2 separate regions of the Homo sapiens genome follow, and region 2 is linked to region 1. Evidence: read pairs that join two places in POLR2A ChIA-PET (ENCODE). Cell type or tissue: OCI-LY7. All regions are shown on one strand. Each heading gives the region's core, and the rest is flanking DNA. Links, peaks and the distances in the headings are about the cores only.

The links. Peaks named below come from ENCODE experiments on the same cell type or tissue, not always from the same donor. Only the 100,000 strongest peaks of a DNase experiment are listed, where the experiment ranks them.
Region 2: POLR2A ChIA-PET joins it to region 1 with 5 read pairs; 1 of 35 experiments calls an interaction of 5 or more read pairs at or near these places.

What each region holds. Positions count from the first base shown.
Region 1 is chr1:145,254,996-145,265,018 of GRCh38, forward strand. No RefSeq gene overlaps it. Among named protein-coding and RNA genes, the nearest start is that of PPIAL4D, 18 kb to the left of the region's middle. In OCI-LY7, for the core only: no CTCF peak of the experiment used is centred there; no DNase peak of the experiment used is centred there; H3K27ac peaks cover 443 bases.
Region 2 is chr1:144,518,098-144,528,120 of GRCh38, forward strand. RNVU1-26 (RNA, variant U1 small nuclear 26) reads right to left here and starts at 5,924; the gene lies at 5,763-5,924. In OCI-LY7, for the core only: no CTCF peak of the experiment used is centred there; DNase peaks (open chromatin) are centred at 5,639, 5,920 and 6,145; H3K4me3 peaks cover 897 bases; H3K27ac peaks cover 877 bases.

The DNA.
Region 1 (10,023 bases), core at 1,156-9,155:
GAAATAGCTCATAATTTTATTTGTCTGATAAAACATGCTGACATAAAAATATAATTCATGCACCCAGTAAGAAAATCAAAAAATTAAATAAAGGTAAAAATGAAATATAAAATTCTCTTTCCTCTAGTCTCTTACCCCCAGACATCTAGAATCTCTCCTTAAGATAATCACTGTTGACAATTTCTTGAGTATCTTTTTAAAAATGACCTTAATACACATCCCCCATATAGAATATAGATCTTAAACAAGTTAGAAAATAAAATTTTATCTTTTAGTATTACACAAAAGGATGTTCAGAACTAGGCTTTGTATTTTTTTTTTCTAGAGATGAGGTCTCACCGTGTTGCCCAGGTTGGTCTCAAACTCCTGGGCTCAAGCAATCCTCCCGCCTCAGTCTCCAAAAGTGTTGTGATTACAAGCATGAGATGAAGTCTTGCCTGGCCTAGGCTTTCTATTTTTGTTTAATAATTTACCTTCAAGATATTCTTAACTTTTAACAACTGTATTGTATAAATATATTTTTTATTTAAACAATAGGCTACCAATAACATTAATAACATATCTTGGTTTATGTATTTTACAAGATTCTCCATGTGATAAATTCCAACCTGAGAAGTTGCTATAGAACATATGAATTTAACATTTTTTAATTGCTGTGATCTAATATGATCCTAAAACATGGCCCTAGTTTATATTCCTATGAGAATGTCTAATACCTACACTCTTGCTAACATTGACTGCTATTGCATTTTAAAGACTCAATAATTTGGTTGGATTGATGTTGAACATCTTCTGTTATTCCTGGCCATTGCATTTCTTTTTCTACCTATTAATCTCCCTTGTATAATATTGCATTATTTGTCTTTTTTGTCTCATTTATCGACAAAGATTAAAGTTATTGGCAGTAGTGAAAATGGAGAAAAAAATCAAAATTCAAATACTGTAGAGTACAATATTTTGGAGAATAATTTGATTCTATATATTGAAATTTAAATTGTCTTTAATCTTTGACCCAGTTATTCTATTTCTAGTAATTTTTCTACCCAAATAATAATTCAGGAAGAAAACCTTTACAGAGATTATTCTTATAATGTTTGTGATACAATATTTACGGGCAACATAAATTCTCATCCAGAGATTGGAGTAAATATTATATAGTATATCTGTAGAATGAAATGTACCTTGCTGTTTAAATGAATAAATTAGTTATTATCATAAAATAAATGTCATGTAAAGACATTTATTTTATGGTGTATAAAATTAGAAAAACAAGTTATTAACAAAACATGATTTTTTGTAAAATGCTTTTATTTTGTTTTTAATTGACATAATAATTGCACATGTTTATGGGGTACAGTGTGGTGCTTTAGTGCATGTGTACATTGTGTAATGGTCAAATTTAAAAATTACATGTATTGACAGAAAAAGTGTTTGGATATTTGTATCCTAAATGCTAACAGTGATGATATCTGGAATGTGGAACTGCTGGTAATTTTTCCCTTTTTCTTTTAGAGATTTTTGTACTTATTTTTAATAATAAACATATACTAATTTTATAATAAAAATAACAATGAAGTCCTTTCCATTTTGAAAAATTAATTCCAATAGAAAAATACTGTACTCGAGCCACTTTCCAGGGTTTTCTTATTCTTAGTGCTGGTATAAGGTACCAGTGATATTATATTTTCAGATATGTTTGGCTTTTCTGCCTTATGGTTGAAGATGAGCTTAGGAAGTATTGCTGCCTAATTTTCAGGCTTTTGAGCCAATGCTTGGTGCACAAAAAGCACCACATCAACTTTAAACAGAATATTCTGCTTCTTTAGACTGTATTTCCTACTTTTTATAGTATTTATTAGCGCCAGAACTCTGTGACTGTTTGTTTCCCAAAGAACAAGAGAGAAAGATCAAGGAAATTGAGAAGCAATGAAACTAGATTTAATTAATACTCTGGCTTGTCAGCAGCTTTCATGAAAGATTTGTTTGTTGAAGAAGTTGAACCTATTAGCTTAAACAGGGATTAACTCTGCCAACTCTGACAGAGCATGGACAATTAAGAGTTTATTGGAAATTAATTGAAAATAATACAGTGTTGTGAGGTGGGATGAAGATGATTTCCTTTAAGGAAATTATGCCAAGTGTTTTGAATCAGCCAAGGATAAACAAATGCAGACTATCATTTGATGGAGGTATTATAAACTGATAACATGATTCGAAGTATAAGAATGGCAAATTGTGAAGAATGAATAAAATTACAGAGATAAATAGCAAAAATGTGAAACTAAAATAAAGAGGAACAGTGAGTAAATGGGGTTAGCTGAGAATATGGTTTAACAGGGCATACTCTATTCATTTATGAAGAAATTTTAATCCTCAAAATGCTACTTGTCTTAGTCTGTGTAGGCTGCTGTAACAAAATACCACAAGCTGAGTAACTTATAAACAACAGAAATTTCTTACAGTTGTGCAGGCTGGGAAGTCCAATATTAAGGCAGATTCAGCATCTGGGGTGAGGTTCACCCTTCTGGCTCATAGATGGCAACTTCCTGCTGTATCCCCATACTTTGGAAGGGGCCAATGAGCTCTCTGGGATCTCTTTTATAAGGGCACAAATCCCATTCATGAGAATCTTGTCCTCATGACCTAATCACCTCCCCAAGGCTCTATCTCCTAACACGAGTAGCTTGGGGGTTAGGATTTCAATATACAAATTTGGGGGGACATAAACAGTCAGTCTGTGACATTGCCATTTCATCAGTAAGAATTTTCATGAACTCACTATTAAGATTTATGTTTAGGTTTTTTATGCGGATGTTCTCACTTTATAATATTGTTTGTCTGCATAGTTTAAAGAAAAGGACAATGCCCAATTAGAACAGGAGGTGTCTTTTGTTGGCCAGCAAAATATTTTAAGATGCCTTGAGTGTGACCCTACATAGAGATCATCAAGGTAACATCATTTTGTTCTTGTTCTAGATCCACATGTTTCACTCAAGATCCCAGAAAGAAAATGTATGAAAACACATTGGAAGACAATAATCCATCCTTACAATGCTAGCCAATGTTTATTATTGCTTTCTATGTGTGAGGAATTGTGTTAAACACTTAAAAAGATGTTATCCCTCATAATTATCATAACACCTGAAGAAGTAGGTGGGGTGATTTTCTCCAATTTAGATATTATAGGAACTGAAACACTTGCCCACTAAACAGGCAATTGAAAGAGATAGGATTTCTATAGAAAATTGCCAGCTCCACAGCTAGTGTTCCTATTCTCATCATTAGTGTTCCCTTAGTGGTTTTGATATTACACCTAATACTATTTAATACAAAATTAAAGCATCCACCCTATTCTGGGATTTACTGTCAAGAATAGAGCACTGAGCCTGATAAACAGTATCCACTTTGGAATGCATGTTTCTATCCAGCTACTTAATATGACATAAGTTCATTGGACATTAAGGCCAGATTTCTTGACATGCTTTACCCTCAAATTAACAAGTTTGGCTTATTCAATTATGGACCTTTAACCCTTAGGCCAGATAGTATATGAGGCCTAGAGTAGTGGAAAAAGGTAACTGGATTTACAAAATATGACTCTTCAAATTCTGTAAGAATTCAATATATTGAGGAACGTTTAGGTGCATAGTAAAATTATAATTTCATATTGTTGCACAGACTCAGGCAGATGAAAGAGACTCCAATAGTGGTCAGGTAGTACCCAGACAGTCAGTTGATTGTCTCTGTGCTGAAAGGATTTAAAGATGAAGAAGAGTTTGCTCCAATGTATGTTTCAATATCTCATTGTTTTACAATAATATTTGAAATAATACCTAGGAACCCAACTTACAAGGGATGTGAAGGACCTATTCAAGGAGAACTACAAACCACTGCTCAAGGAAATAAAAGAGGACACAAACAAATGGAAGAACATTCCATGCTCATGGATAGGAAGAATCAATATCGTGAAAATGGCCATACTGCCCAAGGTAATTTATAGATTCAATGCCATCCACATCAAGCTACCAATGACTTTCTTTACAGAATTGGAAAAAAACTACTTTAAAGTTCATACGGAAACAAAAAAGAGCCCGCATTGCCAAGTCAATCCTAAGTGAAAAGAACAAAGCTGGAGGCATCACGCTACCTGACTTCAAACTAGACTACGAGGCTACAGTAACCAAAACAGCATGGTAGTTGTACCAAAACAGAGATATAGACCAATGGAACAGAACAGAGCCCTCAGAAATAACACCACACATCTACAACCATCTGATCTTTGACAAACCTGACAAAAGCAAGAAATGGGGAAAGGAATCCCTCTTTAATAAATGGTGCTGGGAAAACTGGCTAGCCATATGTAGAGAGCTGAAACTGGGTCCCTTCCTTACACCTTATACAAAAATTAATTCAAGATGGATTAAAGACTTACATGTTCGACCTAAAACCATAAAAACCCTAGAAGAAAACCTAGGCAATACCATTCAGGACACAGGCATGGCAAGGACTTCATGTCTAAAACACTGAAAGCAATGGCAATAAAAGCCAAAATTGACAAATGGGATCTAATTAAACTAAAGAGCTCCTACACAGCAAAAGAAACTGCCATCAGCGTGAACAGGCAGCCTACAGAATGGGAGAACATTTTTGCAATCTACTCATCTGACAAAGGGCTAATATCCAGAATCTACAATGAACTCAAACAAATTTACAAGAAAAAACAAACAACCCCAACAACAAGTGGGCGAAGTATATGAACAGACACTTCTCAAAAGAAGACATTTATGCAGCCAACAGACACATGAAAAAATGCTCATCATCACTGGCCATCAGAGAAATGCAAATCAAAACCACAATGAGATACCATCTCACACCAGTTAGAATGGCGATCATTAAAAAGTCAGGAAACAACAGGTGCTGGAGAGGATGTGGAGAAATAGGAACACTTTCACACTGTTGGTGGGACTGTAAACTGGTTAAATCATTGTGGAAGACAGTGTGGTGATTCCTCAAGGATCTAGAACTAGAAATACCATTTGACCTAGCCATCCCATTACTGGGTATATACCCAAAGGATTATAAATCATGCTGCTATAAAGACACACGCACACGTATGTTTATTGCGGCACTATTCACAATAGCAAAGACTTGGAACCAACCCAAATGTCCATCAGTGATAGACTGGATTAAGAAAATGTGACACATATACACCATGGAATACTATGCAGCCATAAAAAAGGATGAGTTCATGTCCTTTGTAGGGACATGGATGAAGCTGGAAACCATCATTCTCGGCAAACTATCACAAGGACAAAAAACCAAACACCACATGTTCTCACTCACAGGTGGGAATTGAACAATGAGAACACATGGATACAGGAAAGGGAACATCACACACTGGGGCCTGCTCTGTGGTGGGGGGCTGGGGGAGGGATAGCATTAGGAGATATACCTAATGTAAAAGATGAGTTAATGGGTGCAGCACACCAACATGGCACATGTATACATATGTAACAAACCTGCACGTTGTGCACATGTACCCTAGAACTTAAAGTATAATAAAAAAAATTAAAATATTCTGCAGTCACAGTGACTGTCTTGGCTTCTCTTAATTTATGAGGACCTTTGTCTTATAGACTCTTTTTTTTAAAAAAAGATGGGGTCTTGCTATGTTGTCCATGCTGGAGTGCAGTGGCTATTCACAGGCTTGATCATTGCATACTACAGTCTGGAACTCCTGGACTCAAGTCTCCCAGTGGCTGGGAATACAGGTGAGTGCCTACCACACCTAGCCTGATTTACAGATTTTTGACATCTATTATAGTTAAATGTATTTTCAGCATTTGCATATTAAAGGAATAATATTGATGCTTAACTTCATTAGTGATCAGGGAATTCCAAATTTAAAAAAAATTTTTTCATCTCTTATAGTATATTTAAAAATTCATTGCTGATAAGGATTCAGGGACGCCAACATTGTACATTGGTAGTGAAAATGTAAATTGGAAACTTTCTGTAATCTGACAGTAATTATTTTTTTAAAAATCCTTTTGAACTTGCAGTTCTACTTTTGGGATTTGAATTTATGGAAAGTAAAGTGCCAGTGAGAAAGAATATTGTTGCCCCTTGAACAACATAGGGTTAGGGGAGCTGGCCTCCCACACAGTGAAAAATCTGCATACAACTTTTGATTCCCCCCAAACTACTAATAACCTATTGTTGACCAGAAGGCTTACTGATAACATGCGTTACATTTAAGACATATTTTGCATGCTATGTGTATTATATACTGTATTCTTACAATAAACTAAGCTACAGAAAAGAAATTATAATCAAGAAAATTGTAAGGAAGAGAAAATATATGACCCATTCATTAAGTGGAAGTAGATCATCTTAAAGGTCTTCATCATTGTTGTGTTCATGTTGAGTAGGCAGAGGAGGAGGAGGAGGAGCTGGTCTTTGTGTCTTAGGGTAGCAGAGGTGGAAGAGGGTGAAGGGATGGAAGGGGAAGCAAAAGAGGCAAGCACACTTGGTGAAACTTTACAAAAATACATCATTATTTCTGTCTATTTTGCTTTTTCATTTCTCTAAAAACATTTCAGTGTAGTACCTATCCGTCTTCCACCATTTGCTTTAGTTTCAGTTCCTGTATCATGGAACGGTCTATGTCATAAAAGAAGTCAAAAGTAGTCTTGAATAATCAAAGCTTTTTTGCCAGATTGTTGAATGCCAATTTGTTTTCTGGCACTGCTTTTCCTATGTCTTCTTCCTCATTATCTGGCACTGGTTAGGAAGCACTCATCTCCATGAAGTCATCTTTTGTTAATTCCTCTGGTGTGGTGTGTATTAGCTCTTAAATTCCTCCAAGATCCATATCTTACAACCCTTCACTCCACACCTTTTTTTCCCTTCATATCCATACTTCTTTCCATGGTTTTCTCTAAATTGGGTTTGTCGTAATTCTGTAGCTATGCACAACATCTGGACACAAATTGTGCTTTTGTCCAGCAGGAATTTATTGTTTTGAGTTTCATGGTTTTCTCTATCAACTGATGACATCTTGAAAGGTGTAAGCCTTCCAGACTTCCATGATGTTCTCTCTATTGGGTTTCTCTTTTGCAATGTTGACAAACCTTTCCATAGAGTGCCATATGTAGAGCCTTAAAGGTCCTTATGACTCCCTTATCTAGAGGCTGAAGTAGAGATGTGTTTGGGGGAAAAGGAGAACACTTCAGTGCCTTTGGTGTTGAACTCATGGGGTTCTGGGTGGCCAGGGGGCATTTTCCAATTAAACAACAACAACAAAAAACTTTAAAAAGCAGTCCCTTACTGGCAAGGTACTTCTGACTTCAGGGACAAAGCACTGATGGAACTAATCCAGAAAAAGCATTCTCATAGTCCAGGCCTTCTTGTTGTACAACCAAAAGACTGGCAACTAGTGTTTCTCTTTTCCCTTTCAAGACTCAGGGGTTAGCAGCTTTATAGTTAAGGGCAGCCCTGATCATAAACCCGACTACATTTGCACAAAGCAGTAGAGTTAGCCTATCCCTTCCTGCCTTAAATCTTGGTGCTTGCTTCTCTTCCTTACTAATAAATGATCTTTGTGGCTTTTATTTTTCCCCCTGGAATAGGGCACTTTCAGCTGCATTAATACCTATTCAGGCAGATATCCTTTCTCCTCAATGTTTTTCTTAACGGCATTTGAGAATTCACTTGCTGGTTCTTGGTTGGCAGAAGTTGCTACTCCCATTATCCTGACATTTTTAAAACCAAACCACTTTCTAAAATTATCAAATCATCCTTTGCTGCCATTAAATTCTCCAGCTTTAGATCTTTCACCTTGCTTTTACTTTAAGTTGTCAAATAATGACTTCGCTATTTCTTGAATCAAATAAGAGTCTATAGGTATGTCTTTCTTATAGCAATTCTGTACCCCACATAAAAGCTGCATTTTGAATATGAGATAAGAAAGGACAAGGTTTTCATGCCTGTTGGCACGAAATGAGGCCTTATGAATTTCTCTTTTTTTTTTTAAGGGACCTTACACTGGATTCATTTATTTTGAAATGGCAGGCAGCTGAAGAACTCAATCTATAGGAAGCAATCTAACTTTTTCTCATAATGTCACAACTTTTCTCTGCTTCTTGGGAGCACTCCCAGCATCACTTGTGGCACTTTGTATTGGTCTCATGGTGTTATTCAAGATTTATAGTATTACACTAAGCACAATGAAAAGAGAACTGTGAGAGAACACACTATTTACTTAGATACAGAATTTACTGAAGAGACCAAGTGCTCATGGCAGATACTGGCAACATGAGCTCTCCACAGTAGCAACAGGGGGTGGCTACAAAATTATTATAATAGTACATACACTGGAAAGTAGACGCTGGAGAATATTCCAAAAGATGCCAGGGTTGGAGGGGAGTGAGGGTTGAAAAATGATTATTGGGTACAATGTTCACTATTGGGGTGATGAGTACAGTAAAACCTCAGACTTCACCACTAGCAATATATCCAAATAACAAAACAATCATATAATAAAACTATGCTTGTACCTAGCACATTTATAAAAATAAAATAAAAGTAATTATTTGGGTAGTACAGTATGTGCTATAGTTAATTGTATGCAGTTGTGGTTTAATACAGCATCTTTATGTTTGTTTATGTTTCTCTTGACTGCAAATAGTGACTTGTACGGTTTGTGTGCATACATTTTGATAAGTTTTAACTTTTTATAATAGATTTGTGTATATTTTATGGTAGTAAATGATAAAATAGATTAATATATACATATACTTTATGCATTCAGGATGTACATAGCTTTTTCTTAATTTTTTTTTTATATTCTAGGCTATGCAGTTAGTCTGTTAGTTTTTTCAATTGCAATTCTCCAAAACTTTTTCTGATATATTTTTTTTTTTTTTAAATACCAGTGTAGGCGGACCTGCACAGTTGAAACCCATGTTGTTCCAAGGTCAACTAAAAAATCTGAAATCTGAAATGCTTCAAAATTGGAAACATTTTGAGCACTGATATGATGCCACAGGTGAAAAATTTCACATATGACATTATATGACTGGTCACAGCCAAAAGACAGTCAAAATTTTGTTTCTTGCACAAAATTTTACAAATACATAAAATTACCTTCAGGCTACATGTATACTATATGTAGGGAATGTAAATAAATTTAGATTGGGTCTCATTCCTAACATATCATGTTATGATATGAAAATATTTCAAAATTTGAAAAAATCCAAAATCTACAATATTTTTGGTCCCAAGCATTTCATATAAGGGATACCATACTCCAGAATGTTAGAATGTTTATGGCTACTTTGTTTGTAGTACAGGGGGAAAAAAACCATGATGAGTCTCCATCAGTAAAAAGATAGTTTAAAAACTTGTAGAATTTACTCATATACATATATTTACACATGCATATATGCACACATATTATTTTTCTCTATATAGAGAAACTGTGCATTCATTTAAAGTGATATTTCCTCTGTTAATTGACTTGGAGAAATGTTCATACTGTGTTGATAAGTTGGAAAATCAGTTTGTTTACATGAGGTGAAGTGGAAAAGTTAAACTACATTATAAAGTACATTATAGGCTTTTCAAAGGGCAAAAAAGTGTCACCTGAGATGAGGCAATGAAGTGCTCATGGCCATTCATCCCTGTTTTACACCAATAGAAAGAAAAGTTTGGAAAATGATGGATTTCTCAATAAAATTTCAAGGAAGTAGAAATAAATATGTTACTGTACTAATGTATTCATGTCTTCTTAAGAGAAATGGAACTCCAAATTTTTAGAATTTTTGAATAGGAATGATAGAGGAAAGAAAACAGAACACTAGTGACTCCGGCATTGTCTGAAGCTGAGGACTGGGCTGTGGGTAACCCACAGGTGATATTACTTTAGCCTGAATAATCCAGACGTTATGATGTTTTGGCCTCTGTGTCCAAGACTCTTGTAGATTTCTTGTCAGGCCACAATTCTTTGAGTGAGAGTAATAT
Region 2 (10,023 bases), core at 1,262-9,261, 740 kb before region 1:
TTCTCCAACTTCCCTACTTGGAAGTGGCTGCCTGCCATGAGATAATCCCCTTTCTAATTTGTCCTCCCATGAACAATGCACCCAAGGAGTCCTTCCTCTTACTCCATGTCTCCTTGAGCCTGCAGAATGGAGCTCAAGTTTGTTAGAGCAGCCACGGTTCCCGCACCACCTCCCCTTCTGCCTTGCGGGCTGCCAAGCCTGCGTCCACCGTGCGCGTGAACTCCAGCATCAGGAAGTTTCATGCGTGTGCCCCGTGCTCCTATCTGGGCTCACGTGAACGTGCTCTTCTCTCTTTCTGAAATGCCCCTTTCCTTTGAGCGATTGTGGAAATCCTCCTCATCTTTTACAACTAGTCTCAGATGCGCCCTCCTTCCCGAAGCCTCCTCCGAATGGCCTGTCTACACATGGCCCAAACTTGGTTTCAGATCATTAAAATAGAAGGACAAAAATGAATGGTGTGCAGGGAACACACAGACAGCCTGTGGCATGGTTGGAAGCCGTGGTCTGATCTATGGCGAGCCCTGAGACCACGACTGTTCTTTGATTTTTGCTGCAGCCCTGAGAACCCTGTGGATCTGCTCAGGCATCTTGCTGCTCTTGCGATCGAGCCCTTTGTTTCTCTGCCTATCTTGTTTCCTGCTTTTCACTTTCTTGTTCTCACCTGGCTGATTTGTAAATAATAAAGTAACCGAAGTTAGACAATTCCAGCTACTTAAGATAACTGTGTTTCCAGGGAATCTGTTTCATGTGTAGAGAGGAAAAAATAAGTAGTCACAATCCTGGATTTTCTATGTGAATCAGTTTGCTTAGAGAGCAGCAGCTGTTAAAATATACATGATATTTGAGTTCAAACGGGAGCAGAAAGTATACTTAGTGTGGGCCAAAGAAAGGCATTTCAACGACAGGGCTCTTTCATCTGGAGTGGCGTGCCTAATTCTGATTTAGAGAAAAGCAGGTCTGATATTGTGCAGTGGAAAAGGAGTCCTGGGGCTGGGCATCAGAAAATCAGCTTTCAGACACTTCCTCCAGGTTGTAGCTGAGAAACTTGAGGCTCTTTAGTGAGATGAAAAAATAGTAGGCGTCTCATCCAGCACAGAACCATATTGTCACAGTGTACACACAGATGGCTGAAGGCAGAAAACACCACACCAGTTCAGTTCCCCCCAGTGAAACCTATCTTGCCTTGGTGGAAAGAAGTCACCAAATCTGAAGGTTTATCATGAACAGGCAAAAGAGTTTCACTTGTTTTCATGACTCAAAACATTTGGCTTAAACTGCATATCTCTCCATTTTAAATGTAAATTATAATAGGGAAACAGGAGGGAAATATGCAAGATTCTGGAAAACCTGAAGTTTCCATGTTTATCTTTTCTTTAGTTCCTTGCTCTTTAGAGTCAACCAACCCATTCCCTAGATATAGTTATAAAAAATGGCTGGGGTAAGAAAAACAAGTTCGGTGATATTTTTAAAACTGTATGCACAGTCACTTGGAGACCCTTGAATGATGTTAGGAGACTGAGCTTCCCATACTCACTGGGACACACACAGTTGCTCTTGTTTGTAAGAGAGGACGCTTCTGAAGTGTCATTTACTCTGTTGCTAGTATCAGCCTGCCTTCCCCTTGACCCCTGCCTTGTGGCCACCACTGTATCTCATGTCCACACCCTTCCTTGGCTGGGGCCCTGGAAGCCAGGGCATACTGAGTGGGACAGCTGGCAGGGGCTCGGGCTGGTGCGGTCACTGACAAAGAATCCTCCTCCGGCCTGTCAGTGGCAACTCTGCAGCTGTTGGCCCACATACCTGGCATACCTCCATCTCCAGGCAACTGCTGGGTGTGGGCAGGGATCCCAGCAGCACCCACTGGCGTCGGCTGCCTCCCACAATGCCAGCCCCCAGGTAGCCAAGAGGAGTGTCCAGGTGTCGGGGAGAGAAGCTGAGAGAAGCAGCGAGGGCCGTGGTTGTGGGAGAGAGGAGGAAGTTGGGAGGGTCACCCACACACTTACGGAAAGCTTGGTGCAAAGAGAAAGAGACCGCCTTTCAAAAACAGCCCTGCTCTACCATCCTGAACCTAGTCCTGATCATGCCTTGAAAAAATAGATTCCCAAGTGGGTCTTGCCTAAATAATGTAAGTGGACGTGGGAAAAGCACGGACTTGTCAGCAGTTTCAGAAGGTTCCTTGCTGCTGGTGACTTTGGAAAACTCCCTTAACCAGCGTGAGCCTCCATGTCTGCCTCCATATCCTCCTCCAGAGCAGGGGACTGTGTACCTTCCCCCAGGGAGGCCTGGAAGGATTTTGTTGGGTTTTCCTGATAAACTCACTCAGTGGATGAAAGGGGGGATGTTTGTAAAGTTGTCATATTTATGTTGAATGTAAGATCACTGAACTCTCACTGATATGCAGAAATCAACCTTAACGAGCGCTATCTGCAACACAAGAGATTTGTTTTCATGAGTACACACCTAGACGATGAACCTGTGCACACGACTTCATACTTTAAAAATGTCTCTTTTTTATCTTGCAGTTCTTTAAATACTAACAAGAATGGTTTTTAAAAGTGTTTTCAAATGTGAAAAAATACATATGACATAAAATTGATCATTAACCACTTAAGATGTGCGCAGGTCAGTGGCATCATGCACGTTGACAGTGCTGTGAAGCCATGACCACCATCCAGCCACAGAACCCTTTCATCTTGCAAAATTCAAACCCTGCACCCACTGAACAACAACCCCATTTCTCCTTCCCTCCAGCCCCTGGCAAGCACCATTCTATTTTCTCTTGCTATACATTTGACTATTCCAGGTACTTTATATTACTTTTAATGGCAAAAACCACAATAACTTCGCACCAACCTAAAATGAGTTGAATCATGTAGTATTTATTTGTTTGTTTGTTTGTTTATTTTTTTGACTGGCTCACTTCGCTTAGCATAATGTCCATTGTTTATTATCAGCAATTACATTTTAAAATTTCTAATCTTAGAAAAAGAGGCATACTGTTGTCAATGAGAGGTCAGCAGTTTCAGAATATATGAATAGAGGACAGACACAATAGACTTAAAAATTATTACCATTCGTTGTGCCAAGAAAACTTGCAAAAGTGTTCTTTCTCTGATGTAAGCATGCCAAAGGTCTGAATGTGTACACATGTATGTTACTTCCCCCACTCCTCTTTTCTTTCATTTTTATCTTTACTTTTTTCTAGGTAAGGACCGATTTTATTGTGGGGTGAAAAGTAACATAGAGCTGTACATTTTAAAGTGACTTGTATTCTCTATGTTAAGCTCAGTAAGTTGCCTCTGCTGCAGGTTGTAGGTATCTGTGTTTAGCCCTGCATTCTATCTGCTCATTTCCCCTGTCTTTAGCACAGCTTGCCTCTCCCCATCCGCACAACCCTGCCTAATTCTACTTGCTTTCTTTGACTCACTCATGAAGATTAAGTAGGTACTAAGTAAAATACAAGTATTTTACTTATATCTAAATCTCATGCCTTTTTAACAATATCAATATTACTTTTCTCACTTCAGAGATAAGGAAACTGAGGCTCGAAGATCTTATGTAACTGCCTATAGCCTAGCATCCATCTCAATGGGTGTCAAGAACTAGATCGAGTGTGTTTTGAGACAAATCCCAGAGGCTGCCCTGCACAGGATGTGGCAATCATCACTGCCTTAGTCATCTGACTTTTGCTTTTGGTTTGTGTGCTTGTTTGAGACAAGAGTCTTGCTCTGTCACCCAGGCTGGAGTGCAGTGGCACAATCACTGCCTCCTGCAACCCTTGCCTCCTTGGTTCAAGTGATTCTCCTCCCTCAGCCTCCCAAGTAGCTGGGATTATAAGTATATCCCACCACACCCAGCTAATTTGTGTGTGTGTGTGTGTGTGTGTGTGTGTGTGTGTGTGTTTAGTAGAGATGGGGTTTCACCATGTTGGCCATGCTGGTCTCGAACTCCTGACCTCAAGTTATCTGCCCACCTCGGCCTCCTAAAGTGTTGGGAATACAGGCATAAGCCACCATGCCCGGCCCTGACTTTTGCTTTCTATTGGGCTTACCTGTGTATTCTCACACTCTCGGGAGAACTCAACACTCCTGAAGAACACAGCCCATGACTCCTCATTTCTGTCTCCTGGCAAAGGCTAGCACAATATTTTGTGCAAAGGTTTTGCTTTCTTAATGATAAGTGAATGAAATATGGAAAAGTTTTAACATAAAAATATATTCAAGTTAGCATTTTGCCTGAAATTTATACTTAATTACAACTAGGAAATTAAGTGTACATGATCAACATATATGTATATATCATTTTCCTATTTGAGTACTGACAAGATGGAGGAAAGGCAAGGAAAAGCTGGAGAATTTGAAATATGCATGAGGTCATTTCCGTTCCAGAAATAGGAGACATAAAGTAGAGGTCGAGATCATTGACAGTGGGCTTTCTCGAGTCGGGTAGAGAAGGGGTCAGTCCTTCTAGAGCTGGATCCAACCGTGTGTGGCTCTCTACCCAAGGGTATCCACCTGCTCTCCATTCCCTCATCTGTCCACTGGGGTGCACACAGCACCTCTCATGGGAATTAAAAACGGTGGTGCCTGAGCAGCTTTCAAGGAGCCAGTGGCACTCGCTGCTCAGTGCACATGAGCTAGAGAGGAGTGGAGGCCTCAGCACAGGGCCTGGTACTAACTCGAGAGATATTTGTTGTGCCCTATACCCAGCAGATACTGAGTACATGCTCAATGTTGTCATTATTTTGATAGATATTTTCTTAAATCTGGATTATCATCCTTCAGTTTGGATAAGACAGACAATATTGATGGGTTGGGGTACTTTGTCAAAGAATGTAAAGAAAGATAATGTGAAGAAAGGCAATTTTGTGATTAAAAAGGAAACTTTATTCTTAGATTTGTTAATAAGTGTCTCTTACTGAATTATTTGCTTATTAGGCAAAACAGTGATATCATTGAATCATTCTAAAATTCCTTCCCTTTTATGTCTTGAGGTTATGAACACATGTAAGGCACCTCACCTGGCATCTGACAAACTCAACGAGACAATGAATGAACCAGAATAAATAATCATCTATTTTTTTTTCCCCCTGAACATTTCTACAGTTGAGACAGTCTTAGAATTTCTCTCTTGCATGCCAGGATATTAGACTGTTGAAATTGAATTCTTTTTTTTTTTTTTTTTTTTTTTTGAGACGGAGTCTCGCTCTGTCCCCCAGGCTAGAGTGCAGTGGTGCGATCTCGGCTCACTGCAACCTCCGCCTCCAAGGTTCACGCCATTCTCCTGCCTCAGCTTCCCGAGTAACTGGGACTACAGGCACCCGCCACGACACCTAACTAATTTTTTTGTATTTTTTAGTAGAGACGGGGTTTCACCGTGTTAGCCACGATGGTCTTGATCTCCTGACCTCGTGATCCGCCTGCCTCGGCCTCCCAAAGTGCTGGAATTACAGGTGTCAACCACCGCGCCCGGCTGAAATTGAATTTCTTTCTTTTCACCAACTCGAATTTCTTCTTCTCATGTAAGGTCATCTTACATAAGTGAGACTCCTTTGTTCCCTTTCCCTTAATAACAAGCCTACACGGATGTGAAGGTGGTGAACGCACCTCTTCTCATCTCAAAACATCCACGTGCTCTTCCATTTTTTTCTAACAAAGAAGGGAGAGGAGGTGACATGAAAACACACCATGGATATTGTTCAGCATTTGTAAAAGCTGAAAGTATCACTTGGTAGACAAACTGCTTTTTGCACTACAACCTCCAGAAGAAAGCGCGAACGCAATTCCCCACCACCACAAATTACAGTCCAGTTTCCCCACATGTGGAAGTAACAGGAGTCAGTCAGCACATACTGAGTACAATGGAGAAATCGCCCCCGAGAAACACCAACTTCATGGCCGTATTTTCTCCTGTTACGTAAGTATGAATGAACGCCCCTCCGCCCTGCCACAGCTCCATACGCCTCACCCCTTACACGCATGGTCACTTGGCCCGCGCATTCCCCCACCCCGCCCCCATGCCGCCTCAAGTCTTCCTAGCCCTGACACACAGCTGGGACTATCACGTCCAACCGGAGGTCCTGGACTAGCTCCCACAGCACGAGAAATCTTTCGTGGTGAAGCAGCAGCCCCTGAGCTGCCTCCTCTGCATAGGAATCGCCCTATCTGTGATGTCACCGACAGCGCCTTTCCCGTCCCCGTCTGCTCTTCCGCCCCACCCTCTGCCACTCGGCCGACCAACCAGCTGTGGGAGCGGGCGGAGGAAGTGACACCTGACTCTACCTCCTTTCCCTCCCATCCCCGTCCCTGGTCTCTCCCAAAGAAGTAGGTTCTTAGCCTGTGATGCAAAGGACCCCTTTGGCGGCCAGCTGGAGCCTGTGCGCTTTTCTTCAAATAATGGCTTTTAAAGCTCAGACTAGAAAGTTTAGGATTACAAAGAAAAACGGTTCTTTTCACATACGGTTATCCTTGTGATGTAGCATTTCGCTTGACATTTGGAAGTCGTTCAATATCAGAGAGAAACCGTATCTATGAAACTAGAGAGGCTGCTCAGATGACTGCAAACCAGCCATCCTTACTTGTTTTATCACTAGGAGTATTATAAAGACGGTCGTCCAGTTTCATGAATCTTGTAGGGTTTTTTTCAGATACAGCAATGTACAAAAATGTGCTGCCCCAGCAGAGCACACTGGACATTCAGGCATGGTGCTGGAGTTTGTCATCTCTTCACTGCCTTCTCTAGACCTTAGCGCTTACCTCATGTTAACACTTTATATGCTGCGAAGACAGAAACACAGTCATCCAAATTTGGCAAAAATATTTGGGAGAAGTTTTATTTCAGGTGTTTAACTGATTACTTTTAATATGTAGACTACAACACCAAACTCTGAGAATACTCCACAGACTTATTAATGGTTTCCACCCCCGTCTCTGCAAATCTATCAGGCAAGTTTTTCCTGCCCTTTACTTTCATATAAGCTGAGTCACAGTCTGTAGTGGGTTTTGGGGGGAGTGTTACTGCCCAACAGGTACACCCTGCCTGCTGCCTAGACAGAGCCAATTTTTCGACACAGGGGAATTGCAATAAAGAGCTGCACTCTTTATTTGGTGATTGGGGGCCGGTGAATTGAGAGTTCTGCTTGGCCAGGTCGGAGATGAAATCACAGGGAGCTGAAGCTGTGGTCTTGTGCTGGGTCAGTTCCTGCTTGGGGGCCACAAGACCAGCTGAGCCAGGTTATCAGTCTAGCTGGTGCCAGCTGATCCACTGAGTGCAGGGTCGGCAAAATATCTCAAGCACTGATCTTAGGTTTTCCAATAACGATGTGATCTCCAGGAACAATTTGGGGAGGTTTAGAATCTTGCAGCCAGAGGCTACATGACTCCTAAACCATAATTTCTAATCTCGTGGCTAATTTGTTAGTCCGGCAAAGGCAGTCTAGTCCCCAGGCAGGAAAGGGGTTTGCTTTGGGAAAGGGATATTATCATCTTTGTTTCACAGCTAAACCATAAACTAATTTCCTCCCAAAGTTATTTCGGCCTGTGCCCAGCAATCAACAAGGACAGCTTGTACGTTAGAAGCAAGATGGAATCAGTTAGATCAGATCTCTTTCACTGTGGTAATTGTCCCAGTTGTAATTTTTGCAAAGGCGGTTGCAGAAGCAGAGGCATAGGTCTGACTTCTTTCACTCAGTCCTATGTCTATGAATTTTTCATGTTATTCATATGGTTATTTGGTTCTACGTGTATTCCTTTGTAGGAATATACATTAACTTATGTATTTCTTCTACTGTTGTTGAACATGTTGACCTAAAAGAAGGAGGCTGAAGCACAAAATATAATTTAGAGTTTACTTGAGTCAACATGAAGACAACTGCCTGGAAGACTCACACCAAGGAAGCTTGGATCTGAGCTCCCTTTGGCCTTTGTCACAAGCAGGTTTTTATTTTTTATTTTTTATTTATTTATTTATTTTGAGACGGAGTCTCACTCTGTCGCCCAGGCTGGAGTGCAGTGGCGCGAACTCTGCTCCGCCTCCCGGGTTCTCGCCATTCTCCTGCCTCAGCCTCCCTAGTAGCTGGGATTACAGGCACCCGCCACCACGCCCAGCTAATTTTTTTGTATTTTTTTAATAGAGACGGGGTTTCACCGTGTTAGCCAGGATGGTCTGGATCTTCTGACCTCATGATCCGCCTGCCTCGGCCTCCCAAAGTGCTGGGATTACAGGCGTGAGCCACCGCACCCTGCCCACAAGCAGGTTTTTAAAGTTCAAAAGCAGGGACAGACAGTGGGCTGATAGGTGCCTATCAGGAATTCTCATTGGTTTACAGAAATAACATTGCTTGGTGATTGGCTATATGTTGTTAAGTTATAGGGTATGGGGGTATAGGGATTGGTGTGGCATTATTAGGTTAATTTACAGCTACTTAAGGCAATAGCAAGCAGTTTCAACGGATGAATACATAGCTCAGCGCAGCTCAAAAGGAAGGAGCGGAAAGTGGTTGCTGTCTCGATTTAACGTCTCTCTGGGCCTGATCATTTGAAAGGGCTCACATTCCTCAGATAAAAAGTTTTTTTAATCTTTCTTCTTGAAAGCATCGATGATCAAAAGCTAAGTCAAGGGTGTCCTTCTTTGCCAGAAAGGCTCATTCCCGGATAGTCCTGTCCCAAGCAGGGGACAGGGGAGGAAAGAAGCCACCTCACTGAGGAATTTTTAAGAATGCCCAAAAGTCCAATTGAAAGGGCATTACAGCCAGGCATGGTGGCTCACACCTGTAGTCCCAGCACTTCAGGAGGCCAAGATAGGTGGATTGCCTGAGTCCAGGAGTTCAAAACCAGCCTGGGCAACATGGTGAAACCCCATCTCTACAAAAAATACAAAGTTAGCCAGGTGTAGTGGCACACACCTTAGTCCCAGCTATTCAGGAGGCTGAGGTAGGAGGACTGCTTGAGCCTGGGAGTTTGAGGCTGCACTGAGCTAATATCACACCACTGCACTCCAGCCTGGGTGACAGAGTGAGACTCGGTCTTAAAAAAAAAAAGGGCATCATAGAGTGGCAAAAAAAAAAAAAAAAAGAGAGAGAGAGAGAGGGGCCTCAGTTAAGTCTACAGCTGCTGTCACTTATTGAATCATCTCTACTCTTCAGAATACCATGAAATTAGTTTTCCCAGAAGTAAAACGATGAGAGATACATAACAATAATGACATTGCACTTCATCATTCCATGCCCTTCGACATTTATAGGGCCATGGATGGTGATCTTTTCAAGAGACAAAAATAAACGCCAAACAGGTAGGTGCGCTATAACTTGAGTACATCAGCTTTTGGGCATTTAAACCATGGGTCAGAAATTTAGAGCAAGAGGGCAGGTTGGATCTTGATAGCAGGAGGGAGTGTTTTTCTTTTAACTTTCCAGTGGCATCATGGTGTTAACCACTGTTATTTCAGAGTGAAGAAACAATTTTTTGTTTGGTTGGTTTTGTACTTTTTATTTTTATTATAATTACTTTTTAAGACAAGGACTCTGTCTCCCAGGCTGGAATTCAGTGACAAGATCACAGCTCAGTACAGCCTTGACCTCTTGACCTCCAAGGCTCAATGGCTCATCCTCCCAAGCAGCTGGGACTACAGGCACACACCACCACACGCAGCTTATTTATTTATTTTTTGAGACAGGGTCTCATTCTGTTGCCCAGGCTGGAGTGCAGTGGCGTCATCAGGGTTTGCTGCAGGTTTGAACTCCTTAGCTCAAGTCATCCTCTCACCTCATGCTCCTGAGTAGCTGGGACTACAGGTGGGCACCACCACACCCAGCTAATTTGTATATATTTTATAGAGCCAGTGTTTCACCATTTTGCCCAGGCTAGTCTCAAACCCCTGTGCTCAAGTGATCCTTCTGCCTTGGCCTCCCAAAGTGCTGGGATTACAGGCAATTATTTTGACAATACGATTACGATGGGTTAAACTGAGACTTGCAGCAGGAAGGTTAGGGTGAGTCAGACAGATTAGATAAACAGGTTTTGCTTG